2 separate regions of the Homo sapiens genome follow, and region 1 is linked to region 2. Evidence: chromatin loops called from intact Hi-C (ENCODE). Cell type or tissue: endothelial cell of umbilical vein. All regions are shown on one strand.

Region 1 (8,000 bases), 310 kb after region 2:
GGAGTCACAAAAATATTTAACAGAGATCTAACTGACCACTAAAAATTCCTCCTTTAAAACAAACACCTAATCAACTATTTTCCCCCAAGTTATATGGAAAAACAGCTGCAATTAGAACTTGATTCTCACTTTAAGAAAGAAAGATTCTTGTTTGGTTTTCTCCACTTTCATTTTTTGTTTCTAGGTCCAGGGCCTCCCACCAAATGCTGACGGCTGCCTGCTTCAAACCCTGCCACATCAGCAGGGAGGGAGCACAGCGGCATTTGGTATTTGCATCAGTTTCCAGGAATGCTTTTCAAGTTATCAGTTCACTCTGCTGCCTTTAGCAGAGACGTTTTCCCTCTAAGTTTATAGATGTCTGCTTCAATTTACAGTCCTCTAATTCTCAAAAACTTGCTGAGGATTTTTCTTTTTTGGCTAAAAGAGAAATTATAATCACACTTCTAAAAACATTCTATGTTTTAAACTATTTTGACAACAACAACAAAACCTACAATGAAATGTTTAAAACTTGGGATATCTATTGCAAATCCAATGATTGAGCCAACTTGACCCCAGAAGCGTTATCAGATAACCTCACTGAAGGGTATTTGGAGGGTTTCTTTCATAAATCTGTTGCATTACCACCCTGAGTCATTTTGCTCAGAATTAGTCTCTGACTCTCAGCAACACAGGACAAATACACACATATGCCCTGCAAAGGTAATTCAGCACAGTGGTAACAATGATTCTTAGAAATCATTTCTCACTCTTCTGATATGCAGAAAAAAATTTGTTATGATGTAGTATTGAAGTTTTTCTTTCCTGATAAAAATGATTTCCACTTTAAAAGTTTTTTGTTAGTTCTGTAACGGTGATATTTCAGGGAAATGTTAAAAATGTTCTTGGAATATACAATTCAACCTCAGGTCTTTTGTTGTTGTTGTTCCTAGAACCTAGAAAACTTCAAACATTGTTGCCTAGTTAGAAAAAAATTTGAATGTGGATTGCTCCCTGTAAACCCCCTTCTAGGAATGACCAGTAACCCTTTCAAATTCTTTCACTCCCAGTTACTTCAAAAAATCATCCAAAGTGGTCTCCCAAGTGAGTGCCTTTAATTAGAATAAAACAAGAGTTTATTATAGTTTTTGGTTATCCACTTTTACTTGCATTAACCTTTTTTTCTTCTTTTACATTTAGAAAGAGTAACCTGCTTTAGAATAGTCCCTTTTATTTACAGAAGCTGCTGATGGAGTTAACTTCTGCAGAAATTCTTCCTTAAGGCAAAGCAAAAAAAGCGGGGAGGGGGTGGGGGGAAGGAAGGGAAAAAGATTCTCAGGGAACTACAGCCCACTTGCTTCTGTTTCTTAGAGACAGAACTGACCTAAAGATGCCCCCTTTGCGATGACTTCTGGGATAGAGCAGCACTCTAACTAGGCCCCCGCTGCCTCATGGGGACCTTAGGCAAGTAGAGGAGAGGCCTGACACACACACACACACACACACACACACGCACACGCGCGCGCGCGCACACACACACACACAGCCTTTCAAACCTAGGGCCTGGAATGCCATCCCAAGAGGCTTTAGAAAAAGGCACAGGACCTTTGGCCTCCCACCTCAGGGTCAAAGTACCAGTTCCTCCTCTCCCTAGTAGGGAGTGGAGGGTTGGATGGAGGCGGCCAGAGAAGAGGGAAGTTGGGTGCTGGGGAGAGAGTTAACATCCACGTTGGTGGGCGCACTGCTTGGGGTGTTACCAGCGAAGACTACGAAGACCCCAAGCTCGAATCAGAAGGGCCTCTGGATGTGCTAGGGGAGGTGCTTGGGTGTGGCTGTAAGAGATGGGACAGAGAGTAAGCAGCAAGGTCAAGAGGGACCGGGGGGCTCACGGGAGGGTTGAAGGGTCCAGGCTCAGGGTAGAACTGGTAAATCCAGACAAGGAGCCCATGGAGAAGGGGAGGGGAGACTGGAAACCATGAAAGATCCCCCACCGCAGCCTCAGAAAGGAGAGACTGAGAAATAAGTTCTCGGTCTCCAGGTCGGTTGGAGTCGTGTCGGAGTGCCAGACCATCCCCCAAAAGACCCTCTTTGGAATGAGCCTCAGCAAAGGCAAGCTAGGAGGTCGAAGGACTTCCCCAGGTGACTCGGTCTAGTCTAGAGTTCGCAAAGCCTATCCTCCCTGTAGCCGGGTGCCAAGCAGCCTCGAGCCTGCTCCCCAGCCCACCTGCCAACAAAAGGCGCCCTCCGACTGCAACCCAGCCCTCCACAGACAGGACCCGCCCTTTCCCGAAGTCATAAGACAAAGAGAGTGCATCACTGCTGAAACAGTGGGCGCACACGAGCCCCAAAGCTAGAGAAAAGCTGGACGGGGCTGGGGGCGGGGTGCAGGGGTGGAGGGGCGGGGAGGCGGGCTCCGGCTGCGCCACGCTATCGAGTCTTCCCTCCCTCCTTCTCTGCCCCCTCCGCTCCCGCTGGAGCCCTCCACCCTACAAGTGGCCTACAGGGCACAGGTGAGGCGGGACTGGACAGCTCCTGCTTTGATCGCCGGAGATCTGCAAATTCTGCCCATGTCGGGGCTGCAGAGCACTCCGACGTGTCCCATAGTGTTTCCAAACTTGGAAAGGGCGGGGGAGGGCGGGAGGATGCGGAGGGCGGAGGTATGCAGACAACGAGTCAGAGTTTCCCCTTGAAAGCCTCAAAAGTGTCCACGTCCTCAAAAAGAATGGAACCAATTTAAGAAGCCAGCCCCGTGGCCACGTCCCTTCCCCCATTCGCTCCCTCCTCTGCGCCCCCGCAGGCTCCTCCCAGCTGTGGCTGCCCGGGCCCCCAGCCCCAGCCCTCCCATTGGTGGAGGCCCTTTTGGAGGCACCCTAGGGCCAGGGAAACTTTTGCCGTATAAATAGGGCAGATCCGGGCTTTATTATTTTAGCACCACGGCAGCAGGAGGTTTCGGCTAAGTTGGAGGTACTGGCCACGACTGCATGCCCGCGCCCGCCAGGTGATACCTCCGCCGGTGACCCAGGGGCTCTGCGACACAAGGAGTCTGCATGTCTAAGTGCTAGACATGCTCAGCTTTGTGGATACGCGGACTTTGTTGCTGCTTGCAGTAACCTTATGCCTAGCAACATGCCAATGTAAGTGCCTTCAGCTTGTTTGGGGGAGACTGGGTAGAGAGGTTAGATGGGAGGGCACCCTGCCCTGAAAAGGAAAACCTGTAACCTGAATTCCAGGTACACTTGGAGGGCAGACTCTCAGGCATGTGGGAAAACGCCGGAATTGATAAGAAACATGGAAATTACTTTAAAAAATGAAAACATAAAAGCCTTGCCAAAAGTTAGGGAACTTTTCCTCTAAGTTCAGAGTGAGACAGTTAACTCGGTCTGGCTCCTCAGCTTAGTAACCCCCAAAGGGAGCGGAAGGTCTTTTTCCCTAAGGATGAGATATTAACGACCAATGTGGTGGAGGAAGTCAAGGGCCTGCACCCCACAGGCCCCATAACCGCACTGATGTCCACCTTGTAAAACTTGAGGCCTGCGTTAGAAAGCCCTTCAACTGAGTAATGTAAAACTCACCTCCTAAGAGCTTTTATCTTCTGGGCATTGTAAGGCTTGTCCGGAGGAGGAGGATGACGATGCTGATATGATGATGGTTATAAGGCGCCCTCTGGAGGAAGGAAAATGAAAGTACAGGGGACAGGGCCTTAAGCAGATGGAATCCCAATTAAAGCTTCTACGGATTTATACAGATTAATGATCAGCATTTCTGGTTGGAGCCTTTCCCAGTGGCTAGTCAGTGAACCCTGGAAAGAAGAATGGATGCTACTTGGAGTGGGTACATTCTGAAAAGTAATATAAGTGTCTCAATTCACTTTCTAGTCATGGAAATGGTAACATTTTTTAACTCAAATCTGCTCTAAATTTTGTTTGAGCCTGAGAATTACCCCTTTGACATGTTCCCAGTGATAAGCAAACATTATGAACGCAGCAAGTTGAGAAATATCAACATTGAGATGAGACTCAAGAGACCGGGGTTTTTCCCATGAGTCTGACACCAATTTGCTGCGTGACTTTGGGCAAGTCAAACGGCCTTTTCTAAAATGTGAGACAGAGATTAAAGGGACCCCAAGGCCACTTTCCAGCTCTAGGTTCCATGGCCAGACTTTCATGTCAACAGAGAATGAAGAAGATCAGTCCGTTTTCATCTTGAAAATGGCTGCCAAAGTGCTAGACAAAGATATTGACTAGATGGGGGATGGTATTGTCTGACCACACCCAGTACTCCAAAAAGTTGTTCCACCCACACAGCACGGTGTCTACCACTGCATAATTTCTAATGCATTTGTGTGCTTGTGTGTGTGTGTGTGTGTGTGTGTGTGTCTGTGTGTCTGTGTGTCTCTTCCCCCTTCATTCACTTTTAGTATACATACTGTGGATACTAAGGAGTAATTGCAGTGAACAAATTCACATTACCGAGTTCATATTTTTAATGAGATCTTGAGAGTGGGAGGAAAGAGTCGGCTCCTAGAGAATAAAATGAAGGCAGACTTAGGGAAATTTGAAGGTACAAAGGCAACTTACCTTCTGATCAACAGCCAACCACAGTCTGGAATAAATGTTATCAAACACACATTCTTCAAAATGGTCCATGTCTGAGTAATTAAAAGGCAAATTTCCAAAATCATAAGGACTTCCGTTAATCAAGTCAGGCATAATTATTCTTCCTACTGATGGACACAATGAAGTAAACATATCATTCTTGTAATTTAACAGTAATTCTCGTAAATTGCCCTTAAATGTCAGTGCTGGATGTGGTCCACCCTCCTAAATTGTGACTGTTGCAACAGATGTTCTCACTTCAAATAACGCACTTCTTGGCCACCTAATTAAAGCAATTTTTGGGGTGATTCATCCTACTGCAAGCTTGGCCACACTTGTATCCTGTATTAACCTATAATTTTTGTACCGTAGGAGAAGAATTCACTCTTTAAGGACTTATAACAATTATGGCAAAAGGGGGGATAGTACTTTTGTTTATTTTTTCTATTATTTTTCAAGATCTTTAATCCGGTTTTTCCATTTATACAAAACTCTTTCTCCGAGACAAAAATGATACATATTGGTAAAATGATCTTACCTAATTTAAGTGAACTAATTTAAAGCAAAATTCAGATGTCTGAATTAATCCATTTTCATAGTTAATAATGTGCAAATTAGACCTTTTGAAAAAGGATATTAAGAATGGTACAAACTCAATGAAGTACTAGGTAACTTCAATGTTTTATAAAAAAGTAAGTCAGCTTCAATGTTTCATAAAAAACAAATTCAATATAGAATTTTAAGGTAACATACTTTCCTAAATTTTACCTTTTTTCGATATTTAGGTATTAAAAATGATCAAAATCATAAATTATTTCCTCATCAATCTACTAGTCTTACATTCAGCGATTCATCTGTGCACTTTACCAGCTTAATTGCTAAGCATTCAAAATATCCTTCAGACACATTAATATTTCACAACAGTTATAAAATAGTAAATAATTAATAATTTAATTCAAAATACATTTACATATTAATATTGCAAACAAATCACCCTGCTGATCCCTGCCATACTTTTGACCTGCATAATTTCTAGGTCATTAAAATATTCTTAAAAAAATATAATTGGTCCTTAATTAGGTAATTCAATTCTATAAACTTGTTTCTCTATTTGTTAATTATTGCTATTGATCCATGAAGTGATACTAATAATTGTTTCCTACTTTTTCTTTTTTTTTTCTACAGCTTTACAAGAGGTGAGTAAAACTTTTTTTAGAATTTTTAAAAATACTTTGATTCCCTTGGCTACAGTGATGTCTTCTCTTGGAAGGGAAGAAGTTACATTAATATTGACCATCCTAGATTCCCAAGAAAATTGTGAAGAATTATGATAGTCAAAACCTTTCTGGCTGCCTTAGAAAGTACCCACCCAATTTTCCAAAATAGGCGGGGCTACTGAATAAGACTAGGTTTATAAAATATTCATAAGAAATATAGAGTAAATAATCCAATAGAAGTTTGAGTTTTAGGATCAGCTTCTATGAAGCAGAAGATTTCACTGAGCTAGAGAATCTTTTCACTCCTTTGGAATTATTTGCAAAAGCACTTATTGTTAACACATTCTTAGCTCATGAGTTGAATTTGAGGCATAAGTACAGGTACGTATTGCTATGTATTTTTTGTTCTGTAGGTACATATTTTTATTTGACATGTTGGTAAAATTTTAAATTGTAGTTTGAAATATTAAACTGAGATAATAGTAAATGCATAATGTAATGAATTGTGAAGGTATATTTGTATACTACACCAAAATGGAAGCTGTTTTTAAATATATATATACAATTTTCTTCATAATAATCTTTGATTTATTCTTTTCTAGGAAACTGTAAGAAAGGTAAGAGTACACTACTTCTCCATAAATATCTAAAATTATCAGGGATAACATAATTTAACTAAATTTATAGTAGACTATAGAAGGAAAATACTTTATCAAAATTTTGTTCATATGAATATACATTAGCTAAAGCATAAAATAAAGTAGCTTTGATGTTTAAGATAACAAAGTTTAATTATCTTCTGGAATCATCTGTAATTACATTTATGTGATACAAACTGGTGATTTACATACAAAAGGAAAAAAAAAGACTTGTTTTTATTCTGGAGATGGAAGGCATATTATGTTAATTATAGGGAGTAAAAAAAGTTTATTTTAAAGGGCTTTGACTATATAAATGTGCTGTTAAAAATGTAACAAAATGATCATTTAATCTACAGTTATCATCTTATTCAAAATGCTATGCATAGTATTGACCTAATAGCTGAAGACTATAGCAGCTTCCAATCCTCCAGCTGAAAAAAAATTACGTATAATTACAATTAAAATATATACTTTTATCTATTGCATTGTGTCAATTTTTTATATGCTATCTAATAACATTGTAGTTACATCAGTCTTACCAACTAATTATTATCAAGAATGATTTGTTTGTTCACTGGAAATTACTTCTTAGGCATTTATTATTGTCCTGTTTGTATCTTTCCTGTAGGGCCCAGCCGGAGATAGAGGACCACGTGGAGAAAGGGTGTGTAATTTTTGAACTATAAAGGGCTTCGTCCCGTATTTGAATAACTATATGTTAGAAACTACAGGAACTGGCAATTTATAAGAATATTATGTATCCAGATAATTGTACACCCCTTTAAACAGGTAATGCACTGCAGAAGAAGCGAATGAGCATTATTATATATGATCAATATTTGTTTTAGGTCAAAATTACCGTTAAAAAAGAAAAACTGTTACAGTCATATTCTTTGCATGGTCTACTTTCTTTATTTGTAATTGACCCATCCAACACATGCATAATGGAAATATATCTACCTACCACCACAGTCCTCTTTTTAACACATTTCATTTGCTTTTGAACTAAGATCCCTTAGGTAGCTTGGAAATAATAGTGAATTAGTAGTCAGTAACATGTTTCTCTGCTCAAATTCATGCATGTACAAGTCAGGCTTACATTTTATTTGTGGCATTCTTAAATCTCCCTGCTATGCTTATTTGACATTTATAACTATGTGGTTTTGCATTGTATAACACTTTTGCCAATATATGAATACCTATATCTTATATCTATTAGGAAGAGGAGACTTACATGTATTTCACTCAATTTATTAGAAATAGAATTAAATCAGTTAATTATTTTAACAATACAAGTAGTTAATGATAGTAAATCTGCAGGATTTTCTCTCCTATGATAAAGTGACCTTATTAACTGTCACATCAGTTAATTCATTCACATGTAACATACCAAAACAATTGAATCAGTTTGTCACAGTCAGAGATCGGCAATAAAAATACGATGTAAGTCCTTGTGCACTGTTAAACATATGAAGCACGTGGAACCATACATTTTGGCTATAATTTTTATATTTGAATACTGGAGCTTCAGTATGAATTAATATTCAATGGCCGAGATAGTTCTTTAG
Region 2 (8,000 bases):
AGTTGTGATCATGACAGATTACATTACTGACCTTTCCACTACAGCATACTATTCAGTACAGGGATCTTTTGACACAGGCAACCAGTTTATAAAACCAACATACAATGTGCTTAAAAAGATATTCAATTCATCCATGCTCAAATGATGAAGGCTTGATTCTGGAAGCTTGACCATGAGTGACTGAACTCTGTCGTAGAGAAGTGGCACCTTTCTGATCTGAGTCATAAATAGTGGCATAGGATATGATTTCAAGTTCAAATTTTGTAGCATTGAATTCAAATTTATCAATAAAATATATAAACTCTTCAAGATGAAAAACCTGTGTGAAGTTCACCAGTAGACCATAGCGAACACAAATTGAATATCCAAGCCTGAATGCAAAAGTGATTTCATAGCTCCAGAGCTTTATCCTGCAAACCAATAATAATAATAATAAAAACTATGCAGCTGGAGTGGTCAGGTCCTCTTCATCACTGCCAGGGATTCCTAGCTGGTCTTATTGCAATTCTGGGTTCTCATAACCACTGCCACTAAGAGTGGAGCTGGAGGCATAAGCAAAGGACAGACCAGTGTCTCCAACTCTCTTATACCTGGGCACTGAGCCTCCACAGCACCCACAAACAACCCAGTAGCCCCACGGGATAGGGCCAATGCCACAGCCCACAGGTTATGTGCTTTTTATGTTTTCTGTTTGCAATCGCACTGCAAATTACAGAGCCTTTGTTAATGTTGTCATGACTGAAACACTGATGAATGATTTGAAGCCATTTCCCAAGAAGCATGAAGAAGCTTGTCATTCTGGCTTAACACCCAAACTTGTTTGCAAAAACTACTTTAACCTTCTAGTTTTCTCTAGATTTTCTCTGTCCGGAACCCAACAATCAACTGCAGCAATCTCTCTATGTCTCCCAACATATTTTTGTAATATTCCCCCACAAGGCATGGAACTTCTCCATTTCCAACCTCCTATTTTAGGGAAATGTGAGTTTAGAGAGTTGATAGAAGCCTCTCCAAAAGAGTGGTTTCTTCCTTGGTTCTGGTATATTTTCTTGTCCAAGAATATCCTTGCCAGGCAGATCATTTCTGCCCCTCTTTCTCTATACAGAAGGAAGGCTAAATGGCTCAAGGGAAGGGTCATAGCATTTAAAGTCTGGCAGACGGTTGTGAGTGGTGTGACTGGGGAAATGTTATTCAACTTCATTGTACTTCAGTTTTCTCTATAAGACTTAAACTGGGGATGAGAAATAGCTAATGTAGTGTTTGGCATGGAGCAGGTATTCCAGTGAGGGATATATATTGATTAATATATATCAGTGATGAGGAGTTAATATATTGAATATATATATATGTGTGTGTGTGTGTGTATATATATATATATATAGTCTAGTGATTGGTCTATCTGGTTAAAGCCATACCATTGGATACCTCTTCTTGGATTCCTATGATAAACTAGATAGATAGATAGATAGATAGATAGATAGATAGATAGATAGATGATAGATACATAGATAGATAGATAGATAGATAGATAGATAGATAGATAGATAGATAGAGTAGATAGACAGATGGGTTCAAGAAAGAAAAAGTTATTTTTAGAACAGATGGGAAACACCTGGAAGTCACTGAACCCCTGCCTTCCATGGGTCTATAAAATAAGCCATCTTAAGCCAGCTGTGGGATGGATAGAGCCACTGATTTGATCTGGCCCCTGAAGCTACCCAGAAATCAGAGTTGAGCTAAAAGAGATACTGAAGAGTTAGCAAACATTCCTTCTCCATCTTAAAATTTGACTGACTGTGGTCTGGCCAGTTAGAACCCAGCTGGAAAATGGAAATATCTCCTAGTATATGAGGGAAATATTCTGCTTCTCCCTGCAATGACATATATTATAGATGATATATAGGCATCATATATATTATACCCCCCACACACATGTTTACATATAGTAGAACAGTAGTAGGAGTTTTTGTCATTTCTTTGCCAAACTATTTTCAAAGTGCCTTAGAAACTGAAAAATCACAGGAATGTAGTATTGGGAATCTGAACAGCTAGATTCTAACAGTAGCATACTGGTAAACCTACTCTCTTGAAAAAAAGAAAAAATGGTTTGTAGTGTTTGCTGATTTCTGTGGTGTAAATATTCCCACAGTGGCTGATTTCAAGCTATCAACCTGACATCATCAAACACAGAATTGGGAAGAGAAGAGCATAGCTGGCTCTTGTGAGCTGGTACAAGCCAGTTCTAACACAGTAGTGGTTCTAAAATAAGACATGTGTTTTGTGAACCAAACCTTACTGTCTAGGTTTCTATTTTCTCATACGTACATCAAAAATTAAACAAGACTAAAGTTTTTCAATTTAGATGTTAATAATAATTATACACACACACACATATATAAATATATTACACATGTATATGCACACAAATGTGTGTGTATGTGTATATACACACATATATATACACATATGTTCTTTGCTCAAAGAAACTTGAGAAACTGTAAAGAAAATTAAGTAGATTTCTTTATAGCAGGACCTCTTAGAGACTTTAATACGGTGATTATGTAAGAGGAAGCTATAGTATTTAGCTTTTCCTAAACATTTTTTTATGGCATAGCTGTTAACAACAACCAGACCTCTGTGTTTGATATTTTTGCAGCTTTGAAATCCAATTTAAAAAAAAAGAAAAAGAAAGAAAGGGGCCTCAAAAAGTTACCACCCTCTTCCCCATGCACACTTTCCAACTCCATTCCTCGCTTTTAAGTTAGGGGAGCTAACTTTTGTTGCGTACCTACTAAGTGCTGCATCTGAAACTCAGCTATACCAAGGTTTTCTACCCGGAAAGACAGAAATTATCTCCTACTCAATTCTATATTAGAAATCTGAGCTTCACTAGATAATTTAGCCAAAGCCATAGTTTGTTTGTTTGGAGTGAAGGAGGCAGCGAACACTGCCAGTCAAAAAGTACCTCTCCCAGGGAGCCTATTTAGAAACAAAAGTGAAATCTAATTCACATTCACATAACCATAACCGCAATCGATCCTGTAGGTGGAGAGCGATTTTAGCAATAGTGACACCTTGTGGCATTATCTGCCATGGCTCATTAGCCAGGAAGGCTAAAAGAGATTCCTTTCCAGACAAGTCACCCACTGAAAGCGGTGGAACCAAAGTGAAGAGTGCTGAGAATTTTGCAGGGTTATCATTTTGTTTTTTCTGAAATAACCTGAGATAAAAGCAGCAGAGCTGTCTTTTTTTCCTCCTTTTCTCTTATCCTTAGTTCTTTTCTTAGATTCCTATGATAAACTAAGAAGCAAGGAAGTATACATTTATATCCTACTCCACCTATATCCAAAACAAAATAGTCCATTTTAAATGCAAAGGTGACTGTTTATTATACAAAACACTAATGGCCTTAATTTCCATGGGACTTGCAGTTTCTGGGAGGTTCTCTGTATATTCTTTTCTTGTGTTTTCAGAGAGACTTCAGATGCTGCCTAATAAGAAGAAAAAACAAACACATTTTTCTAAAGCAGCCAAAGTGCTTTTAGGCTCTTAGAAGATAACAGGGCTGCTGTCAAGTCATTTGAAGAGACATCTGGAAGGCAATTTTACAAAGATGAGGGAAAATAGGAAAGCCAAAACTGGACAATAGAGTAGAGAAAGAGGAAGTTAAAAAAAAAAAAAGGACTTTTACCAGCCTTTTATTGTAAGACCAAGGACATACACTGGATTCTCAGATTTCACAAGAAGCCAAAACATTGTTTAAAACTTCCATTTGAAATTCTAGAGTGGAGAATTAAGGATGCATGTGAACTTGTTGCAGATTTTCAGGGGTTAAGGCAGTGGGGAGAGAAAAGGTTTAAATTATGCAGAGGCACCATGACTCAGAAGGCAAAATAAAGAAGTGGAAAATGAATGTTTGTGACTTCCACTTATGTCATGCTGCAGGCACATCAACTCTCTGAGCTTCTGTTATGCTACCCACAGAAAAGAGATAAATACCTAGAGGGAGGCAGGACAGTCACAAAAAAGACCAACTCTAAAGCCCTTTGTTTAGCTTGGTGACCTGGTAACTGCACCTGTGCCCTGTCTCCTTGGTTGACAGGGGATAAAGATGGTGATGGGAGCTCAGAACAAGGGAAAAAGAAAATAGGACTTAAGGGAGACGTAGAAAGGTTCGGAATGAAAGAATGGGATTAAGGGAAGGAAGCAAACAAGCAAGGAGGCTTTGTGAGTACTGTCAGAGACAAGAGACCAATGAAACTATTTTCTCCAAGTAAGTCTTGCTTCCAATTACCTGTAGAGAAATCTGTCCTCAACATCCCTGGATGAAGTGGCCGGGGGCAGTGAGCAGAGGAAGTTGAGCAGGGATTCCATGTTTCTGAACTGTTTCTCATATTCTTTTTTTCCACTAGAATATTCTTCCAACTCTCATCTCTCATTCAAAACCTTAACTTGTCTCTCTAGTAGCACCTCACATGACTAGTAAGCCCTTTCGAAGGGGTATGCACACCATTGGATACCCCTTCTCAATAATGGCTTGGCAAACACTGCAGAGCACCCACTGTGCACCAGACACGCCAGCAGCACCTGGATGCAAAGGATGAAGTCACAATCCCCTCAGCCCTCCAATTAGCAGCTCACTCAAGAATGCTCTGAATCTCCTTCCCATTCTACATCACTGCATCTCTCTTGCTGTTCTTACTACTGTTATTGGAAACAATTGCTTTCTTCCCAAGACAGGTCCTAAACTACACTGGGGTAGAGACAGTGTTTCCATCTTTGCATCTCTCTCTGTGCTGTCCCAAAGCCATTGCACACAGCAGATGCCTCCTGAATAAATGATCATGTATTTGAGTTGAATGCCTGACTGACTGTGAGGTTAGGACTTGTTGCTTCCATTCCCAAAGTGCTACGCTCCAACCTAGTGAGATAGAGGTAGTGATTTTCTCATTGGCTTGTGGCTAGGGAAGGCTAAGGTTCAGCCAGCAAAGAGATTTAGCAGGAGGGCCAGCCAAAAGAGTGCACCAGGAAAATGGAGGTCCGTGAGTAGATAACATCAGATTGGTTAGGAGGCAAAACAGAAAGCGAAGTGGACCCAACCATCCCACCACAAGTGTCCCGCCTGCCCTCGAGCTAGATCTGAACATTCCTTTATTCTTCCTGTCTCCAAACCTATTCCTCATGCCCTAGCCCCTCTGGGCAGCTCTTCTTGGTGGAGTAACAACAGCTGCTATTCTAAGTACAGGAAGCTGTCTTGTAAACAGTAATTTGTTCATATCAAATGTGTAGGACTAGAAACAAGGTAATACATGATAACTTTAATTAACACATTCTCAGATAAGACAGCCCTATTTTGAAACAACAAAAAGAAAAATCTTCATAATTCATCCTGAGGAAATAAAGCTCCTTATAACAAAACAACCAAGTTATCTATCAGAAGCTGCCAGGACACTGCCCCTTAATCAGCAGGAATGGGTGGCCAAATGCCCTGTGTGGATGGAGAGCGGCAGCCAGACCGGCTAATCAGTAGATCCCCGACGTCGCCTCACAATGCAACGTCTACCCACGGATGCTTCTCTGACCTCAATTCCCAATCTTGTCTCCTCACTTCTCTTTTCTGTCATTAGAAAAATCCAAGCCAATAAAGATATTTCATTTTCTTTTTTTTAAAGAAAGGCATTTCAGAGATTGGTAGTAGAGAGACAGCAAACAGCAAAAGACCCTGATCTCCTCCTACACTTTCTGCTGTGCCTCTCTGAGCATGAAGGCCAAACTCATTTAGTCCCTTTCAGGCAGGCCATTTCCCTCAGGATAGCGCACTTGGTGTAAAGGGGTCTGGAAGGCCAGCGTTCAGTGATCTCCAGGTACCTGAAGAAGTCCTAGTCGCCTCCACCGGTCACCTCCGCCCTGTGCTGACTTGTCCAGCTGTTTCCTCCATGACTGAGTGCAGATGACATTGTTCCCTTTCTCCATTCCAAGGTTCTCAGAGGCATTGCCTGTGGTTGACAGAACATTTTGTACCATTTTAGTTGGTAATGAGGGATACTTTCAAGCTAGAGTTATATAGTTTTCCCTTTCTTTGCAGATGTCCTATAAGGCTATTTCTATGTATCTTATTCATTTTTTGCTTGTAAATTATTAATATGAATGATAGATACCCACTTTAGAAAAATGTGAATCCTAAAAAATAATATAAACTGGTAATAAAACTCCCAAAATCTCACCATTAATTACTAAGCTACTAACGTTTCTGTAATTCTACGTTGAGGCATCCATTCTGTCTCCCTTTCTCTCTGTTCCTGAATACAGCAAAATGGACAGGTTATTCTATCCAATCTCCAGCTCATACAGATTTTCTCAACTGCATTGTATGGAGACAGAGGAATACAGAATTGAGCACCAGGAAAGTTTTAGGGCCCTTTTATTCCTAAGGCCTCCACCATGAACTGGGTTTATGGAGAAGCCGCTCCTCAACACAAGTACCATTTAGGAAATTCTTTCCCTATTTAGGTCACCTTCCCACTGGCCTCTTAATATCAATATACGAGTTGTCAGAAAACAAAACTACCATGGCAGAAGAAAGTGACAGGTGCATAAAGTACCAAAATATCTCAAAGTTTATCAAAAATCCTGCCTCAAGTATGGAAAGTGCAATCCATTTTCCTTCCCAGGGAATATGTAGCAAAAGGATTTTCTTCTCAAATATTCATTTTAAGATAAGGAGCAGGGAGACAGAGATCTATATGCATTTGATTTGGGATGGTTTCTTTGAAGGTTATTTTGGTGGAATTGTCACTTTAAAGCTATGATGTCCTTTTATCAGAGCACAATGAATGAATGTAAATGGCAGGTAGTCTTTGGCAGAGAAAAATTTCCAGTTGTCAGAGAAGGAAAAAATGTGCAGAGATACACCAGAAGAGCAAGTTGGGTAATAGTGGAGATGCTTCTCTTCCAGTTATCTCTAAAAGGAAGTTTGGTATAGTGAGGATTTGAATTTGTTCAGCCCTTTTTCATCAGAGTTTTTCACATTATCAAGGAGGAAAAGTAATAGAATAAGTCCTCTGCTGACAGCCTTCCTATCCTGTGGCTTATTAGTGTGTATGTTTCACTAGTAGGGCATAGAATAAAGATTATAGGGAGGGAACACAGGAATAAAGTTAAGGAAATAAGCTTTCGGCATGTCTGCCTAGGGTTGAAGCCAGCTTCCCCGTATACTTTTTGAGTGACTTCACCAAGTTGACTGGTCTGGTCTCATCTATATAAGGATAATAAAATGAGTTCTTACCTTATAGGGACACTATAAAGATAAAGTAATGTACTAAATATCTTGAACTGAGTGTGTACTAAAAATTTAGTTATATTCTAGAAGCTCTGCCAAAAACTAAAGGCAGAAACTTAGGTGGTTTGACCTCTCCCCGATCCCCTTCAGCCCAAGGTATTGCTTTTAAGGCCAAGACTCTCATGTATTTAGCAGGTACAAATTTTGGTCCACAAACTTGAGTGTGCATGAACTCTTCACCTTGTATCATCCTTCAGAGCAGTAGGAGTTTTGTATCAGTTGTGACAGGCTCTTTCCCCTTGGTTATGGCAGAATCTCAAAGATTTCTGTGGTACCTGGAGGGGATGAGCTGCTGATATCCCGGCTGCTACTGATTCCTGATGGCTGTTGCCTACTCTGGTCCTTTCGAAGTTCCCTGACTCGCTGTGTCCCTACCCATGTAAGTAAGAGAATCTTAAGCTAATGCTCTGAACCAAGGCGCCAAGATCTACCTCCTGAGATGCCCCTTGGCTCAGAGGAATGAGCCCTGTCTCACATCCTTTGCCCCCTCAAAGGCTTTCTCTCCTATCATCCTCCTAGCAAAATCTCAACTGATAAAACCTTTCCAACAATGTGCTTTGGGATTCTTCTGTCTTTCATCCTACTCAAATTTCTGGCTGCAAGGACTACACGAACCACAAAGCCTGGTAACTTGCTTCAAAAAATATGGAGGCAGGAAAAT

What was found. A loop is a pair of places that touch in the nucleus more often than their neighbours do. Peaks named below come from ENCODE experiments on the same cell type or tissue, not always from the same donor. Only the 100,000 strongest peaks of a DNase experiment are listed, where the experiment ranks them.
Region 1: it touches region 2 in a loop (3-fold over the local background); 8 of 110 quality-filtered maps call a loop at or near these places.

Annotation. Positions count from the first base shown.
Region 1 is chr7:94,391,989-94,399,988 of GRCh38, forward strand. COL1A2 (collagen type I alpha 2 chain) reads left to right here and starts at 2,907. Exons shown (of 52, transcript NM_000089.4): 1 at 2,907-3,113; 2 at 5,760-5,770; 3 at 6,394-6,408; 4 at 7,061-7,096. The coding sequence starts at 3,044. It overlaps COL1A2-AS1 (COL1A2 antisense RNA 1), which reads right to left and starts at 204. Exons shown (of 6, transcript NR_147206.1): 1 at 130-204. In endothelial cell of umbilical vein, a CTCF peak has its summit at 3,660 (motif pointing left); a DNase peak (open chromatin) is centred at 3,603; H3K4me3 peaks cover 2,370 bases.
Region 2 is chr7:94,084,875-94,092,874 of GRCh38, forward strand. It overlaps LOC124901812 (a long non-coding RNA gene), which reads right to left and starts at 4,927. Exons shown (of 2, transcript XR_007060642.1): 1 at 4,295-4,927; 2 at 3,364-3,491. In endothelial cell of umbilical vein, a CTCF peak has its summit at 3,076 (motif pointing left); a DNase peak (open chromatin) is centred at 3,077; H3K27me3 peaks cover 521 bases.